Regions from separate parts of the Homo sapiens genome. Here region 1 is linked to region 2. Evidence: read pairs that join two places in POLR2A ChIA-PET (ENCODE). Cell type or tissue: CD4-positive, alpha-beta T cell. All regions are shown on one strand. Links, peaks and the distances in the headings refer to the core of each region. The heading gives the core; the rest is flanking DNA.

Region 1 (8,541 bases), core at 569-4,568, 550 kb before region 2:
TTACCACATCCAAACGGACCACTGGGAACTTTAAAACTGCCGTCTTCTGCTTTATTGACAGGTAAATTGTTCAAAAATGTTCTCACAATTCAATAATTAATTACAAAGACTGAGACTTACATTAAAAAAGTAAAAACCAGAACCCCCCAGGTGCCCATCCAGCAGAAGGCCCAGGAGGGCAGTGGGGTGGCAGGGCTAGGCGGTGCTGGGCCACTCAGTGCCGACTTGGGGAAGTGCACGTCCTGAACAGCCTTGCCAAGCAGCCGACCGGTGGGAGGACAGGGGAAGCCTGGCCCAAGCTGTGGACAAGCTGTGTCTGCCGCCACAGTTAATCACAAGCCTCTGACGACACAGGGCCACAGAGCTGGTCACTCAACATCTGGTACAAAGGGTGAGGTGAAATCCACGCGCAGGGGATTGCTGTGCCGTGGGCCGGGGCCAGTGTGCAGGAGTGTGTTGGGTGGGTCTACGTGATCATACGGGCTACTAATCACGGGGGCTCCATGCGGGGGCAGGACTGGTGGGGGGGGGGGCGGGCAGGGCGGGGCGGGGTGGGGTATCCCAGTGGCTGCTTCGTGGCGCCCTGGGGCTCTGACTTCCCTCAGCCCAGCAGGCCACAGGGCCTGCCTGCACCACGACACTCGCTGGTTTTATGGCAGGAGGCAGAAGCCGTGGAAGCGAATGGAAAACAGCACAGCTGACTTCACAGTAGTAGATACTGGTGACACTTCATGGCTGCGACCCAGAATGAACTTAATGCACACAGGGACGCAGGGTGTCACTGGTCCTGGGCCTTTGTCCATGACTAGGTGGTCAGCAGGACTTCTGCAGCTGACTGTGCAATGGCTAAATGAAAAAAAGGCCACAGACTAACCTCCACTTTCCTGTCTTCAAAATTCTAGTGACACTGGGAATGCTATAGGACCTCCTACTATTCTCTTAAGGTCCTAGGAAAGTTTCAGGAACTAGGGAAAAGACTGGGTACTGAGGCTGTGTCCCCAGATGTCTGCTTCCGAAGCAGCCGCGTCATGACGGGTTTCTGCTGAGGAAGTGGTGTTGGCAGGGCCCCATATGCCCTCTCGGGTTGTCAGGGGTGGGAGACAGGCTGTATGGGGGTCCTTCATGTGCAGATGGAACAGCATCGCCTCACAGCTGTGCAGACGAACAGATGTGGTCTACTGCCACGAACAATGCGGCATAAAACTGATCAATATTATAATAAAGATTTGTCTTCTTCATCTCCATATCTACAAAGTGATTCTACATTTCCTTGGACAACACTGGAGGGCCCGCTCAGTCTTGGCACTGACGCTGGAGGCCATCTCCAGCTCCCTGGCCCCTGTGGCGAGCTGGCGGCTTCAGGTGTCACAGGCCGGCTGCTCCAGGCCTTCGAGGGGGAGCTGGCTCCTGTGGGGGGAGTTGGGGCTCGGTGGGCCGCTGGGGTTGGAGCTATTCGATGGAGTTGAGTGTTTGGTGGAGTCCGAATCAGGCTGTGAACAGGAAGAGGGCAGGGTGAGCACCCGCTGCCCTAGCCTGGGGAGGCACGCGTGCCCAGCTGGATGCAAATGTTTGCTCAGGGACAACTGTCGCAACTGCTCTTCTCCCTTCATGTTATGAAAACACACACGCTCTACACCAGCGATTCGTGGGGCCCTTAGGCGTGCTGGTGAGAGTCACAAATTGATGTCTAATCCCACTCAAAAATAACATGGTAATTATCATTACAAAAGACAGCAACTCTGTAGTGAAGAAATCAGATGGGGCCGGACGCAGTGGCTCCTGCCTGTAATCCCAGCACTTTGGGAGGCCAAGGTGGGTGGATCACACTTGAGGTCAGGAGTTTGAGACCAGCCTGGCCAATGTGGTAACACCCCATCTCTACTGAAAACACAAAAATCAGGCCGGGCGTGGTGGCTTACGCCTGTAATCCCAGCACTTTGGGAGGCCAAGGCAGGCGGATCACAAAGTCAGGAGATTGGGACCATCCTGGCTAACATGGTGAAACCCCGTCTCTACTAAAAATACAAAAAATTAGCCGGGCGTGGCAGCATGCACCTGTAGTCCCAACTGCTGGGGAGGCTGAGGCAGGAGAATGGCGTGAACCCGGGAGGCGGAGCTTGCAGTGAGCCGAGACTGCACCACTGCACTCCAGCCTGGGCGACAGAGCGAGACTCCGTCACAAAACAAAACAAAACAAAAAAAACAAAAATCAGCCGGGCACAGTGGTGCGCACCTGCAACCAAGCAGTCAAAGTCACAAACGCGACACTCTTTCCTGAGAAAAGCACTAGGAATAGAGGGGAACCTCCTCAACAAAATAAAACAGCTAACCATACCCAATGGTGAGAGACAAAATTTTCCCCTAAGATCAGCCACGGGCCGGGTGCGGTGGCTCACACCTGTAATCCCAGCACTTTGGGAGGCCAAGGTGGGCAGATCATGAGGTCAGGAGATTGAGACCATCCTAACACAGTGAAACCCTGTCTCTGCTAAAAATACAAAAAAAAATTAGCCTGGCATGGTGGTGGGCACCTGTAGTCCCAGCTACTCGGGAGGCTGAGGCAGGAGAATGGCGTGAACCCAGGAGGCGGAGCTTGCAGTGAGCCGAGATCGCATCACTGCATTCCAGCCTGGGCTACATGTAGAGTGAGACTCTGTCTCAAAAAAAAAAAAAAAAGAAAAAAAGAAAAAAGATCAGCAACAAGGCAAGGATGCCTGCTTTCACCACTGCTATTCAACATGGGGCTAGAGGTTCTAGGCAGAGCGATCAGGGAAGAAACAGAAATGAAAAGGATTCCAAGTTAGGAAGGAAGTAAAGCTATCTCTCTTTGCAGATGACATGATTATACACGTAGAAAATCCCAAAGAAAAGAATCCACAAAAAACTAATAAGCTCAGCAAAGTTATAGGGTATAAGATCAACACACACAAGTCAGTTGTGTTTCTATACACCAGAAATGAACACACTGAAAAGGAAACTGAAAAAAAAAATTCAATTTACAACAGCATCCAAAAGAATAGCTAGGAATAGTTTAACCAGAGAAGGGAAAAATGTGTACACTATAAATTACAAAACATTGCTGAAAAAATAGCTTAAATAAATGGAACACATCTCATGTTCGTGGAGTAAAAATATTGTTAAGATGGCTGTACTAGGCCGGGTATAGTGCCTCACGCCTGTAATCCCAGCACTTTGGGAGGCCAAGGCGGGCAGATCACTTGAGGTCAGGAGTTTGAGACCAGTCTGGCCAACATGGTGAAACCCCGCCTCTACTAAAAATACAAAAATCAGCCAGGTATGGTGGCGGGCACCTGTAGTCCCAGCTACTTGGGAGTCTGAGGCATGAGAATCACTTGATCCCAGGAAACAAAGGTTGCAGTGAGCCAAGATCGTGCCACTGCACTCTGTCTCAAAAAAAAAAAAAAAAAAAAGACATTAATTATGAGGAATGTAAATAACGACAACCCATAGAACAAGAGAAGACATCTGCACATCACATCTCTCACAAGAGCCTGGTACTCAGAACATGCCAGGAGCTCCTACAACCCAGCCACAAAAGGACAAACCACCCATTTCAAAAATGGGTAAAGGCCTTGAGTAGACATTTCTCTAAAGAAGGTACGGAAATGGCCAACAAGCATATGAAAAGATGCTAAACATAAGTCTTTAGAGAATGCAAATCAAAACCACAATCAGGTACTACTTCATAGCCACCAGGACGACTATTAAAAAGAAGAAAAACAAGAACAAGTATTGGTGAGGATGTCGAGATATGAGAACCCTCACATTGCTGGTGGAATATAGAATGGTACAACTGCTGCAGAAAACAATTTGGTGGTTCCTCAAAAAGTTAAACATAGAATTACCACATAAATCCAGCAATCCCACTCACAGGCATAAACCCGAATGTGAAAACAGGCACTCAAACACATATGTGCACACACGTGTTCACAGCAGCACCACTCACAACAGCTGAAGGACAGAAACAGCCCAAATGTGCCTCAGGGGAAGAATGGGAAAACAAACCGTGGTCTAGCCATACAAGAGAATATTATTTAGCAATAGAAACGCCAGCACTGATGCATGCTACACAACGGGGGTGAGCCACAAAACAGTATGCCAGGTGAGAGCTAGGCACAAAAGGTCAAACACACTGCCATACGAGAGGCTGGGCATTCCATTTCCACGAAATGTCCAGACAGGGAAATCACAGGAAACTACTGGCTGCCCAGGTGCTGAGGGGAGGGAGGGACGGGGAGAGAGTGCTTAAAGGGCAGGGGGTTTATTTTGAAATGATGAAAATGTCTTTTTTATTATGTTTTAGAGACAAGATCTCACTACACTGCCCAGGCTGGCCTTGAACTCCTCAGGCCATCCTTCCACCTCAGCTTCACTAGTAGCTGGTACTACACACGTGAACCGTGGTGCCCAGCTAGAGTGGAAATGTTTCTGAATGAGAAAGAGGTGGTGACTGCATCTCTGTGGATGTACCAAATGTCACTGAGTAGTTTAAAGTAACTTTAAAGTAGTTATTTTGGGCCCGGTGTGCTGGCTCACGCCTGTAATCTGAGCACTTTGGGAGGCCAAGGTAGGAGGACAGCTTGAGCCCAGGAGTTGGGAGACCAGCCTGGGCAACAAAGTGAGACCCTGCCTCTATATTATTATGAAAATAAAAAAAACAAAAAAATTGTTGTTTTGTGAATTTCACTTAAATTTAAAAGAACAAACAAGGTCATGCAGACGAGACAGGCACTGGCTGCCTCAGGACACAGTACCCTAAGAGGGACACCATGTCCTCTGTATAATGTGACAGCCTAAGACACACTTCAAATCCCATGACCAGGAAACAGCGGACAAACTCAAACTCAGGAGCGTTCTGTAAAGTAACAGCAGTGCTTGCTACAAAAATGTGACTGTCCCACCAGACAAAGACAGGCTGGGGGCCTGCTGCAGAATAAAGGGTGGAACAGTAGGATGGACAAAGGATGGAGAAGACAAAGGACTTCCAGAGGAAGAGACGCTGACCTTGGCAGAACCAGCAACATGTGCAAGGCATCTGCCCGTCCGTTCGGCAGCTGATGTTAAAACATCTCAGTGCTGGGGCTGAGATGTGTGGTGGAGAGATGAGCATGGCCCCTCCGCCTGCATCCCTCCCTCCCTCCCTCCAAGGATGGCGCCGGGGGCTAAGCCCTCAGCTCACTCCTCAGCCCTCAGCACTGCAGCTCCTCGCCTCCCTCGACTGCATTCTCATCCCCATTCCGCACAGGGGAAACTGAGGCCAGAGCAGTGTGGCTGAGCTGCGCACAACAGTGGCGCTTGTCCTGGAGGTGGTCCCCACACTCTGACACCAAGCGCCATCCCAAGGGAGGGGCAGACAGACCAACCAATGTGGAAGGTCAGCCCAGACCAAAGAGACTGCTGATGTATCACATTGAAGTACATAAAACAACACAGGGAGTCCAGAGGAAAGAGGCAGGTTGGCGGGAAAGCTTCCATTCCTCCTGGGGCAGTGTGACAGCCCTGTCCCTAGTCAGCGTTCCCAAAGGAGCTTGGGGTCTGACCAAGAGATTGCTGCACGAGCCTCCTGGGGGAGGGGACAGCCACCCCGACCCCTGCCCCCGTCACCCTCACACCGCAAGTGGGGTGCTCCAAAAGGGCTGTGACACCACCCAGGGCCCCAGATCTTCGGGCTGCTTTTCCTCCTGCAGTGGTGGCTCATAGCCTCAGCACTGGACCTGGGCAAGTCTCACCTCTTTGTCAAAGTCCTGGTCTGGATCAGACATACTTCTCAGAGGCACAGTCACGCTAGGCTCCGATCCACCTACAGAACAAGGACAGCTTTCCTCTTAGGGAGAAAGTCAAGAACGGAATCAAATGCCTGGGGTCTCCCCATTCCAGCACCCCCTACCCCCCACCTCCCCCAGGGCTGCGGGGGCCAGGCTTCCCCTGTACCTGATGAGGGCCACGAGATGTAGGGCTTGTTCCTGGATGGAGGCTGGCGAGCCAGGTTGGTGGGAGCGGGGCCCGGCCTTTCCTCCTGGGAGGGGGGCACAGCACTCTGGGCAGAAATAGCAACACGTGAGCATGCTTGGTTGACACCCGGCAGGGCCGGCTGCGAAGTTTGTGCAACCTACGGTGGCTGTGGCCTCGTGACCTTGATGAGCAAAATGGGGGCCAAGAGGGCTCTCTGGATTGGACAAGGGTTCTGGACAGTCTGGAACTAAGAACTGGCAATAGCAACTTCAGGGCAGGTCAAATCCTATAAAAAGCGTACTTTTTTTGTTTGTTTGTTTGAGACTGAGTCTTGCTCTGTCCCCCAGGCTGGAGTGCAATGACGTGATCTCGGCTCACTGCAACCTCTGCCTCCTGGGTTCAAGCAATTCTCCTGCCTCAGCCTCCTGAGTAGGTGGGATTACAGATGCCCACCATCACACCCAGCTTATTTTTGTAGTTTAGTAGAGACAGGGTTTCTCCATGTTGGCCAGGCTGGTCTCAAACTCCTGACCTCAGGTGATCCACTCACTGTGGCCTCCCAAAGTGCTGGAATTAAGAGGCATGAGCCACCACACCCAGCCTAAAATACATAATTTTTTTTTTTTTTGAGACGGAGTCTTGCTCTGTCACCCAGGCTGGAGTGCAGTGGTGCAATCTCGGCTCACTGCAAGCTCCGCCTCCCGGGTTCATGCCATTCTCCTGCCTCAGCCTCCCCAGTAGCTGGGACTACAGGCACCTGCCGCCACACCCAGCTAATTTCTTTTTGTATTTTTAGTAGAGACAGGGTTTCACCGTGTTAGCCAGGATGGTCTCGATCTCCTGACCTCGTGATCCGCCCGCCTCGGCCTCCCAAAGTGCTGGGATTACAGGCATGAGCCACCACGCCCAGCCAAAAACATACTTCTTAAGTAAAAAAGAGAAAGTATGCTATCTGTTGGTACGAAGGTGTTACTGAGAAATCACCACCTCATGGCAAACGTCCTTAGGAAGCCCTCACAGGCCGAAACGTGGTGGACTCTCACAAGTACCTGCAGCATCACTGCCCAGGGCGGCCCGAGGCCTGTGCACAAGGCCTTGTGACAGGGTAAGTGCTCGTGAACAGAGCTTCAGCGGAGACGGGCTTGTGTGACAGGAGCGCCAGGTCAGAGCACAGCGCCAGCCTCGCAGGCACTGCCTTTGGGACAGTCTCAGCCAGCATGGCTGCCTGAGCGGGGAGGAGGAGATGGGGTGCCCTGCCCGCCCTATCCCGGCCGTGCACGCACCAGAGGCAGGTCCATGAGCACCTGCATGCCGTCGCCTGGGCCCATGTGGGCCACGTGGTTGAAGTTGGTTGGGTTGGATATCATTTTGGATCTCAATTCTGGGTCTCTAAGCATCTCTCTGGGGAAAGGACACACTTTTGAGATTCATGGATACGTGAGAATCCTCTTGGCCCCCTCCCTAGAGCGAGGCCCAGCAGGCCCCGTGAGGCCCCGCTCCTACCGCCTCTGCTGCAGTCTCTCTTCCTCTGGGACCTTGAAGACGAACCGCCTTTTGCTCCTGGTGCGCAGCATCTGCTTCTTGCTGTTGTCGGAGGTGTCCGGCACGTTGAGAACCGCTCCTGCAGAAGCAGAGCGCGCGGTGACGGTGCTGCGGCACCAGGGACACACGCCCCTCCAACTTCCCTTCCCTCCACTCCCGGTGCAGAGGAAGGCTCACCCGAGAACTTGCTCTTGAAGTAGATCAAGCGTGGAGGCTCGCAGTTGAGGAGGTTGAGGGTGCCTTCAGAGTTCAGGGGCCTTATCTGGATTGGAAACCAGGGAGGGACAGTAAGCGCGGCCACGCACAGACTGCACCGGGAGAAGCCCGCCCGCACAGGAGGGCACCGAGGCCGCCTTACCCTCCGCAGGCCGATGGTCTGCACCCACTCCATGGTGCGCACATCAAAGACGTCCACGCCATACTCGCTGTACACCGTGACGTGGGTGGGGCTGCAACCTAGCGCAGACGGAGCAGGGCGGGGTGAGCCACAGTGGCTCAGGAACTCACCTGCCCTCGGGCCGGAGGCCAAGCCTTGGCACTTGAACAAGTGCAGAGGCGGCAGCACTGCCCTCAGCTGGTTCACGTCACCAAAGACTTCATGTTCCCACTCTGGAATTCATCTTCATTTCAAAGTTTAAACAAACACAATCCAATGTTTAAATGCTCCACAATCACTTCCGTAACTAATATTTTGAATACTACAGTACAGATGTTGAAGGTGACTTTTAAAAAGTCTGGTTTTTCATTTAGCTCTCATGAGATGTGATTATCCTGAAAGCTACTAATTCAGGCTCAACACTTTGGAAATTCAGGTAGGGGCCGACTGTTCAGTATGGTGAGGCTAATTCTTCCGTAGGAGATGGCAAGTCCGGTTTCCAGGTAGGTATTAAAAACCACACAGAAACCACTGCTGACCTCTGGGCAACAACCCTGCCTGTCTGCCCTCCACACTAATGACCCTAGACCCCTAGGAACCCGTGCTATGGGGGCGTGGGAAGCCCCTCTGCAGCCCGGTCTGAGGGCATA
Region 2 (8,541 bases), core at 1,849-5,848:
GAAAAGTTTATTTTGGCCTCCAAATGCCATACAGTAGGATTATTGTTTCCATACTCCTGCAGTTAAAATTCCGTCTCCAACGTTTGTTGACAGTTACCAGAGAAGATGAGGGCATTATTCCCTGCCTTCATGACTTCTCTTCCCCTTTGCTCTTGTCTACACACGCTGCCCTTCTGAAAGTGAATCATGAGTATTTTCAGTCCACCCATACTAAATTACTTACAAAGGAAAAAAGGTAGTTAGCAACATTATTATTTTCTCCCATGAGTCTTTGGGATTTCTCTGTAGATGGTCTGCTCAAGCTGTAGTAAAAGTGACTGCTCTATCTTTGTTTAAAAATTATCTGATAAAATTCCATAGCTATGGCCAGGCACGGTGGCTCACACCCGTAATCCCTGCACTGTGGGAGGCCAAAGTGGGCGGATCACTTGAGGTCAGGAGTTCAAGAACAGCCTGGCCAACATGGTGAAATCCCATCTCTACTAAAAATACAAAAATTAGCCGGGTATAGTGGCGTGCTCCTGTAATCCTAGCTATTCGGGAGGCTGAGGCAGGAGAATTGCTTTAACCGAGAAGATGGAGGTTGCAGTGAGCTGAGATTGTGTCATTGCACTCCAGCCTGGGTAACAGAGCGAGACTCCATCTCAAAAAATAAAAAAAAAAGTCCATAGCTGTGACTTGTTCCTTGCTTTTTAGTTTTTTGTTTTGGAAGTTAAATTCATGTGAATCCACATGACAATGATTAACCATTTTAAAGTGGGCAATGCGGTGGCATTTGGTACACTCACAGTATTGTGCAGCCAACACCTGTCTTTAGTTTCAGAACTTTTTCAGCTCCCCAGAAGGAGCATCTGTTTAGGCTGGGCACAGTGGCTAACCCCTATAATCTCAGCGCTTTGGGAGGCTGAGGTGGGAGGATCACTTGAGCCCAAGAGTCTGAGATCAGCCTGGGCACCAGAGTGAGACCTCATCTCTACAAAAAAAATTAAAAAGAAAATAGCTGAGCGTGATGATGCACACCTGTAGTACCAGCTACTTGAGAGCTTGAGAGGCTCAGGTGGGAAGATCATTTCAGCCCAAGAGGTTGAGGCTGCAGTGAGTCATGGTCACATCACCATATTCCAGCCTGGGCAACAGAGCAAGACCCTGTCCTTAAAAAAAAAAAAAGTGGCCGGGCGCAGTGGCTCACGCCTGTAATCCCAGCACTTTGGGAGGCTGAAGTGGGCAGATCACAAGGTCAGGCGTTCAAGACCAGCCTGGCCATCATGGTGAAACCCCATCTCTACTAAAAATACAAAAATTAGCCAGGCATGGTGGCGGGCACCTGTAATCCCAGCTACTCGGGAGGCTAAGGCAGGAGAATCGATTGAACCCAGGACGCAGAAGTTGCAGTGAGCCGAGATGGTGCCACTGCACTCCAGCCTGGGCGAAAAAGCGAGGCTCCATCTCAAAAAAAAAAAAAAAAAGAACACCTGTATCCCTTAAGTAATCACTTTCCATTCCTCCTCTCCCCTCTGCCCCCCTCCCTTCCCCCTCATTCCCTGGCAACCACCAGTCTGTGTTCTGTCTCTGGATTTGCCTGTTCTGAATATTTTATATAAATGGAACCATTTCACATGTATCCTTTTGTGTCTACTTCTTTCTTTGACTCAGCATAATGTTTTCATGGTTCATCCAATTTGTAGCATGTATTTTCTTTTCCCTTTTTTTTTTTTTGAGATGGCATTTCGCTCCTGTTGCCCAGAGTGCAATGGCACGATCTTGGCTCACTGCAAACTCCACCTCCCGGGTTCAAGCGATTCTCCTGCCTCAGCCTCCTGAGTAGCTGGGATTACAGGCGTGCGCCACCATGCCTGGATAATTTTGTATTTTTAGTAGAGACGGGGTTTCTCCATGTTGGTCAGTCTGGTCTCGAACTCCCGACCTCAGGTGATCCACCCGCCTCGGCCTCCCAAAGCGCTGGGATTACAGGCGTGAGCCACTGTGCCCAGCCTGCAGCATGTATTAGTACTTTGTTTCTTTTGGGGGTAATATTCCATTCTGTATATATACTACAATTTAACTGTTCATCTGTTGATGGACATTTATATTATTTCCATGTATTGGTTAAAATGAATAATGCTACTATAAACAATTGTGTACAAATTTCTATGTGGACTTAAATGTTTTAATTTCTTTCCTTCTTTCTTGGGGAGGAGACGGTCTCACTCTGTCACCTAGGCTAAAGTACAATGGTGCAAACACGGCTCATTGCAACTTCGACCTCCCAGACCCAAGTGATCCTCCCACCTCAGCCTCCCAAATAGCTGATACCACAGGCATGCATCACCATGCCTGGCTTATTTTTTCTGTTTGTTTGTTGTGGTAGAGATGAGGTCTCCCTATGTAGCCCAGCCAGGCTGGTCTCAAACTCCTAGGCTCAAGCAGACATCCTGCCTCAGCCTCCCAAAGTGCTGGGATTATAGGTGTTAGCCTCTGCACCTGGCTGTGTTTTCATTTTTCCTGGGTATATATTTAGGAATAAAATTGTTGAGTAATATGGTAACTCCATGTTTAATTTTTTGAGAAACTGCCAAACTGTTTTCCTCACAACTGTACCATTTTATCCAGCAATAGTGAGAGTCCCTGTTTTCTTCACATTCTTTCTAACAATTAATAATTATTTTATTATTTAAAGCTTTCCTAGCAGGTATGAAGTAGTACCTCATGCTTTTGATTTGCATTTCTTTAATGACCAATGATATTGGGCATCTTTTCATGTGTTTCTTGGCCATACGTATAGCTTTTTTTTTTTTTTTTTTTTTGAGACTGAGTTTTGCTCTTGTTACACAGGCTGGAGTGCAATGGTGCGATCTCAGCTCACCGCAACCTCTACCTCCCAGGTTTAAGTGATTCTCCTACCTCAGCCTCCTGGCCTCCTGAGTAGCTGGGATTACAGGCATGCACCACCACAGCCAGCTAATTTTGTATTTTTAGCAGAGACGGGTTTTCTCCATGTTGGTCAGGCTGGTCTCGAACTCCTCACCTCAGGAGATCCGCCCACCTCTGCCTCCCAAAGTATTGGGATTACAGGTGTGAGCTACCGCGCCCAGCCGTTGTATAGCTTTTTTAAAGAAATATCTATTGAAGGTGCCGATTTTAAAATTAGGTTGTCAGGCCGGGCACCTCAGGAGGCTGAGGCAGGAGAATCGCTTGAACCCAGGAGGGGGAGGTTGCAGTGAGCCGAGATCGCACCGCTGCATTCCAGCATGGCGACAGAGCAACACTGCATCTCAAAAAAGAAAAAAAAAATTAGCCAAATGTGGTGGCACATGCCTGTATTCCCAGCTACTTGGGAGGCTGTGGTGGGAGGATTGCTTGATCCTGGGAGGCAGAGCCAAGATTGCTCCACTGCACTCCAGCCTGGGTGACAGAGTAAGACCTTGCCTCAAAAAACAAGTAAATAAAAGACTGACATTCCTATTTATGTAGATAAGTTCATTTTTTCTCATTGTACTGTATTTACCAAATAAATTTAAGACAAAAATGCCCTTTTTTATAGAGTAACACAGCATCTGGTGGAATGACACGACGAAATACTTATGTTTGCAGTGAGAGAACTACAGCTGATAGACACTCAGTGATTCAGAATGGCAAAGAAAACAGGTAGGAGATTCTACCTGTTTGTAAGAAAAGTTGTTTTTCCCAAGAGAAATGGAAGCATGTTATTTACTGCTTTGTTCTTATAATCATTTTCAAATTAAAACTGTAAGTATTCTCTGAAGGTAAGTTAAATTTGTATACTAATTTTTAGCAAGATACTAGAATTCTAAATTCTTTTTGTTGTCCAGAGCATCATCCTCCTGCCTGGCTGTGTATGATGATTAAAAGGCTTGAGTTAAACCCAGGGGGTTTCCTAGAGGAAGTAGATAGTAAGCTGTGGTTATGTTGTAGAACAGTGAATAAGGAAATGGAGATTGTCTTGTGCTCATTAATAACTTGAACAAAAGCCGAAAGTGGGGGAAGATAAGGACGTGAGGCAGAGAGTCATACCTCAGGAGAATGTACAGCACCAGGTAGCATTAAAGGTCCGCAGTTTACCAAAGGGTCCAGATGGCTGAGTCTAAATAGAAACACTGGAGAAGCCAAGAGAAGTGGAAAGTCCAGCCTTCTGAATGCTTTTAATTTGGCTACATAGCAAGCATACATAGGATGAGCGTGACTTTAAAAAGACAATGATGTTACATGTCAATAAGGAGAGCATCCTATCATGCACATGATTTTCTTGGGGTTTTGAAATAAAATAAGTAGAGTCAGTAAAATGGGATTGGATAGGTGTAGAGACTCTGAGGTGGGGTTAGTCTGGGTGGAGAGAAAAGAGAAGTTAGATTGGTAGAGAATAGCTAAATATGCTATATTCTGTTCAGAACAAATTTCCCAGGCTGGCATGGATTTTCCTTCTTTGTTTTTGGAAGAGCAGTAAGTGTACATCATTCTTTTAACTTGAACATTGTTTGCATCAGAATTGTTCTGACATTTACTTTCTGCAGTTACGGTGTGAGGTTCTGTTTCTTAATCCTAACCTATGTTTGATCTCATTAGTCAAACAAAATGTTTGATCACTACATTTTGTGACAGCCTAATCAAAAATTCTCTCCTCCTTCATCCTTAGTTCCAAACTGCTTATCACTTCCCTGTTCCATAGGCCACTTAGGATTGAGTTGATATGAGGAGTAACATTTGTTCTGTAAGATTATGGTTATTATTCGTTGAATTTTTAGCAATATTTACATTCTCTTGTTCTCTTTTATGACTCGTGTGTGTGTGTGTGTGTGTTTCAACATTGTCTTTTCTTATGATTAAAAACTACTAAGAACTTGAGTATAGCAGCTGGGGTAGATAGTTTACAGATAATGATTGATATAGGTATTTCTTTTTTTTTTTTTTTTTTTTTTTTTTTGAGACAGAGTCTCACTCTGTCACCCAGGCTGGAGTGCAGTGGCCTGATCTCGGCTCACTGCAAGCTCCGCCTCCCGGGTTCACGCCATTCTCCTGCCTCAGCCTCCCGAGTAGCTGGGACTACAGGCGCCTGCCACCACTCCCAGGTAATTTTTTGTATTTTTAGTAGAGACGGGGTTTCACCATGTTAGCCAGGATGGTCTCGATCTCCTGACCTTGTGATCCACCCACCTCGGCCTCCCAAAGTGCTGGGATTACAGGCGTGAGCCACCGTACCCAGCCAGGTATTTCTTAATAGTAGTCTACTCTCTGGTAGATTTGTATTATAGTTCAGTTCTTAACTTTCAAATTTCTTCTAGTTCAAAAGTGACTTAATAGAAAATATCAATAGAAGACTTAATTAGAAGTTTCTGGTGTTACAGATTGTAGTCTACAGGACTACAGAAATGTTTCATGGTCAGGCACAGTGGCTCACACCTGTAATCCCAGCACTCTGGGAGGCCAAGGCAGGTGGATCACTTGAGGTCAGGAGTTCGTGACCAGCCTGGCCAACATGGTGAAACCCCGTCTCTACTAAAAATACGAAAATTAACCATGTGTGGTGGCACGCGCCTGTAGTCCCAGCTACCAGGGAGACTGAGGCAGGAGAATTACTTGAACCCAGGAGGCAGAGTTTGCAGTGAGCTGAGATCGCGCCACTGCAGTCCAGCCTGGACAACAGAGCAAGACTCATCTAAAAAAAAAAAAAGTTGTTTCATTACCTTTACTACTTCTAAATTCTGAAAATGCACTACCCAGCTCCTTCTGAACTTTAGGATATGTGACTGTCTGAGGTGCAGAGTCAGTCTCCTCAAGGGTGTTAAGACTAAGATCTGCTCTCTGCTTCCATCCTGTGCTACACGTATCATACACCAGGCACATGCATATATGCCTGTGTCTTCTGATTCTCTTTTCCTAAAATTTTTCGTTTCACTCTTTGGAAATAATATTTAAGACTTCTTTAATTTCTTTGGCAATATTTCCTTTCTGCATTCCCCCTGGAGACACCTGCCTTGTTGGGGCCAACTCTTTCATATCCTGACCTGTCTCGTTGCTTCTCTTAGCATCAGTCATTGAAATACTTTGCTTCTGAAGGTGTCGTCTTTCTCTTTAGTCAAAGAGAGTCTCACCGCCAAACCTTAAAAGACAGGGCCCATTGTTTTAATAATATTTGGACTTTCCTTTCCTATCTTATAAATGAATTAAAAGACTGGAAAATTATTGGGTTTAACTTCTTTAGTTAAGGCACTAAATGTGACAGCTTTCCCTTAAAATTGATGCTTGAGTCTTCAGTGAGATACAATTAGCTTTCCCTGCACAGATGACTTCTTCGGCAAATTGTTCCTTTTCCCTCTCTTCACCCACCCATATATCTTATTTCTTCACTAATTTAAAATATGAGTGAGCTGTAGGATGCCTGGACCTATGTTAACTTCTGAAACAAACATGTTAAGTTCCAATTTTAGCCTTAAATATTTTCGACATTTAGCCTTAAATGTTTTCTTCTTTATATGAGTGTTCATACGGAATTTCAACATGAGAATAATGATGGCTGATTTTTTAAAAACTGTGTGAAGGTTTAAACCAGAGACTCCACATATCTTAAGCCCTTACTACCTTCAAAATCCTACTGTAAACAGGATATTTTAAAGGCTTACTAAATGCAAGGCTTTTTCTCGTCATAGGCAATATAATTAATTTTAATTATTTTTTCTTTTGAAAATTAGTTTTATTAATTGGTTCTTACTAGGCCAATCTTTGTTTTATCAGCTTTCCTGTGGGAACAATAAAGTTAATGACACAGGGAGCATAGGTTAGGGCCAGTTGTTACTTTGGCACAAACACCTGTGATTCGTTTTCTGAGACTAGTTTTAAACTGGTCGTGCTGAAGGCCAGCCCACTTTCTGCTGTAATTATTCTGCCTTCTGATGTTATTCTCGAAAAATGGCCAGATTCCAGGCGTGACTAATGGTTGGTGTAAACTAGGCATGAGAAGGTTTGATTACACCTTCAATTGTATGATTCTATCATGATGGTATAGGTTTGCAGTGAGTCTTAAACCACATAGCACTGACACGTAGTGAGTGCTCAAACAAATGTTAGCTTTCATTATTAATTATAGACTGTTCAGACAAGGTTATGCAGAATTTTCTTAGTTTGCACTGACTAAACCTAATCTTTCAAGTTAATAATGTTGCTAAACCACCTACATAGCAGAGACACTCTGCTCCTACGATTTCATATGCTTTAGATACCCGGACGACACTGTTTAGACTACTTCATTTAAAGACCCCAGAGAAGTGACGTGCTGGTGTTACAGTAATGCAAACAGAATCTTTTCTTTTTTTTTTTTCTTTTTTTCTTTTTTTTTCTGCGATGGAGTCTCGCTCTTTTACCCAGGCTAGAGTGCAATGGCACGATCTCGGGTCACTGCAACCTCCATCTCCCGGGTTCATGCAGTTCTTCTGCCTCAGCCTCCCAGTAGCTGGGATTACAGGCACACACCACCACACCTGGCTGATTTTTGTATTTTTAATAGAAATGGGGTTTCACTAGGCCAGGCTGGTCTCAAATTCCTGACTTCAAGTGATCCACCTGCCTTGGCCTCCCAAAGTGCTGTGATTACAGGCATGAGCCACTGCACCAGGCCCAGAATCTTTCAAATAAATTTTAGATATTGGATATTACTGTAAAGTTTCAAAATTGTGAAGTGGCTTATTATTTTATCCACTTTACCCTGCATCAAGTCACATAGAGATTGAGCAGAGAAGGATTGAGGACACTTAGCGTATGTATCTTTGGACTACATATAAAAGTTGCTTTTTTTAGGCTGGGCGCGGTGGCTCCCACCTGTAATCCCAGCATTTTAGGAGGCTGAGGCAGGTGGATCATGAGGTCAGGAGATCAAGACCATCCTGACCAACATGGTGAAACCCTGTCTAAAATTAATTAGCTGGGCGTGGTGGCATGCGCCTGTAGTCCCAGCTACTTGGGAAGCTGAGGCAGGAGAATCACTTGAACCCAGGAGGCAGAGGTTGCAGTGAGCCGAGATAGCGCCACTGCACTCCAGCCTGGCAACAGAGCAAGACTCTGTCTCAAAAACAAAAAAAAAGGGCTGAGCACAGTGGCTTACGCCTGTAATCCCAGCACTTTGCGAAGCTGAGGTGGGCGGATCACCTGAGGTCAGGAGTTTGAGACCAGCCTGACCAACATGGAGAAACCCCATCTCTACTAAAAATACAAAAAAAAAAAAAAAAATTAGCCAGGCATGGTGGCGCATGCCTATAATCCCAGCTACTTGGGAGGCCGAGGCAGGAGAATCGCTTGAACCCAGGAGGCAGAGGTTGCGGTGAGCCAAGATTGCACCATTGCACTCCAGCCTGGGCAACAAGAGCAAAACCCCATCTCAAAGAAAAAAAAAAAAGGCTGCTTTTTTTTTTTTTTTTTTTTTTTTAAGATGGATGGAGTCTTGCAGTGTGGCCCAGGCTGCAGTACAGTGGCTAGTCACAGACATGATCATAGTGTACTGTAGCCTTGAACTCCTGGGCTCAAATGATCCTCCTG

Evidence for each region. ChIA-PET counts read pairs that join two places held together with the same protein. Peaks named below come from ENCODE experiments on the same cell type or tissue, not always from the same donor. Only the 100,000 strongest peaks of a DNase experiment are listed, where the experiment ranks them.
Region 1: POLR2A ChIA-PET joins it to region 2 with 6 read pairs; 3 of 35 experiments call an interaction of 5 or more read pairs at or near these places.

The regions. Positions count from the first base shown.
Region 1 is chr14:102,932,354-102,940,894 of GRCh38, forward strand. CDC42BPB (CDC42 binding protein kinase beta) reads right to left here. Exons shown (of 37, transcript NM_006035.4): 31 at 7,874-7,971; 32 at 7,693-7,777; 33 at 7,477-7,594; 34 at 7,257-7,374; 35 at 5,953-6,058; 36 at 5,751-5,821; 37 at 27-1,490. The coding sequence ends at 1,359. Among named protein-coding and RNA genes, the nearest start is that of AMN, 14 kb to the left of the region's middle. In CD4-positive, alpha-beta T cell, for the core only: no CTCF peak of the experiment used is centred there; no DNase peak of the experiment used is centred there.
Region 2 is chr14:103,476,846-103,485,386 of GRCh38, forward strand. It overlaps MARK3 (microtubule affinity regulating kinase 3), which reads left to right. Exons shown (of 18, transcript NM_001128918.3): 14 at 3,542-3,645. Among named protein-coding and RNA genes, the nearest start is that of CKB, 42 kb to the right of the region's middle. In CD4-positive, alpha-beta T cell, for the core only: no CTCF peak of the experiment used is centred there; a DNase peak (open chromatin) is centred at 3,936.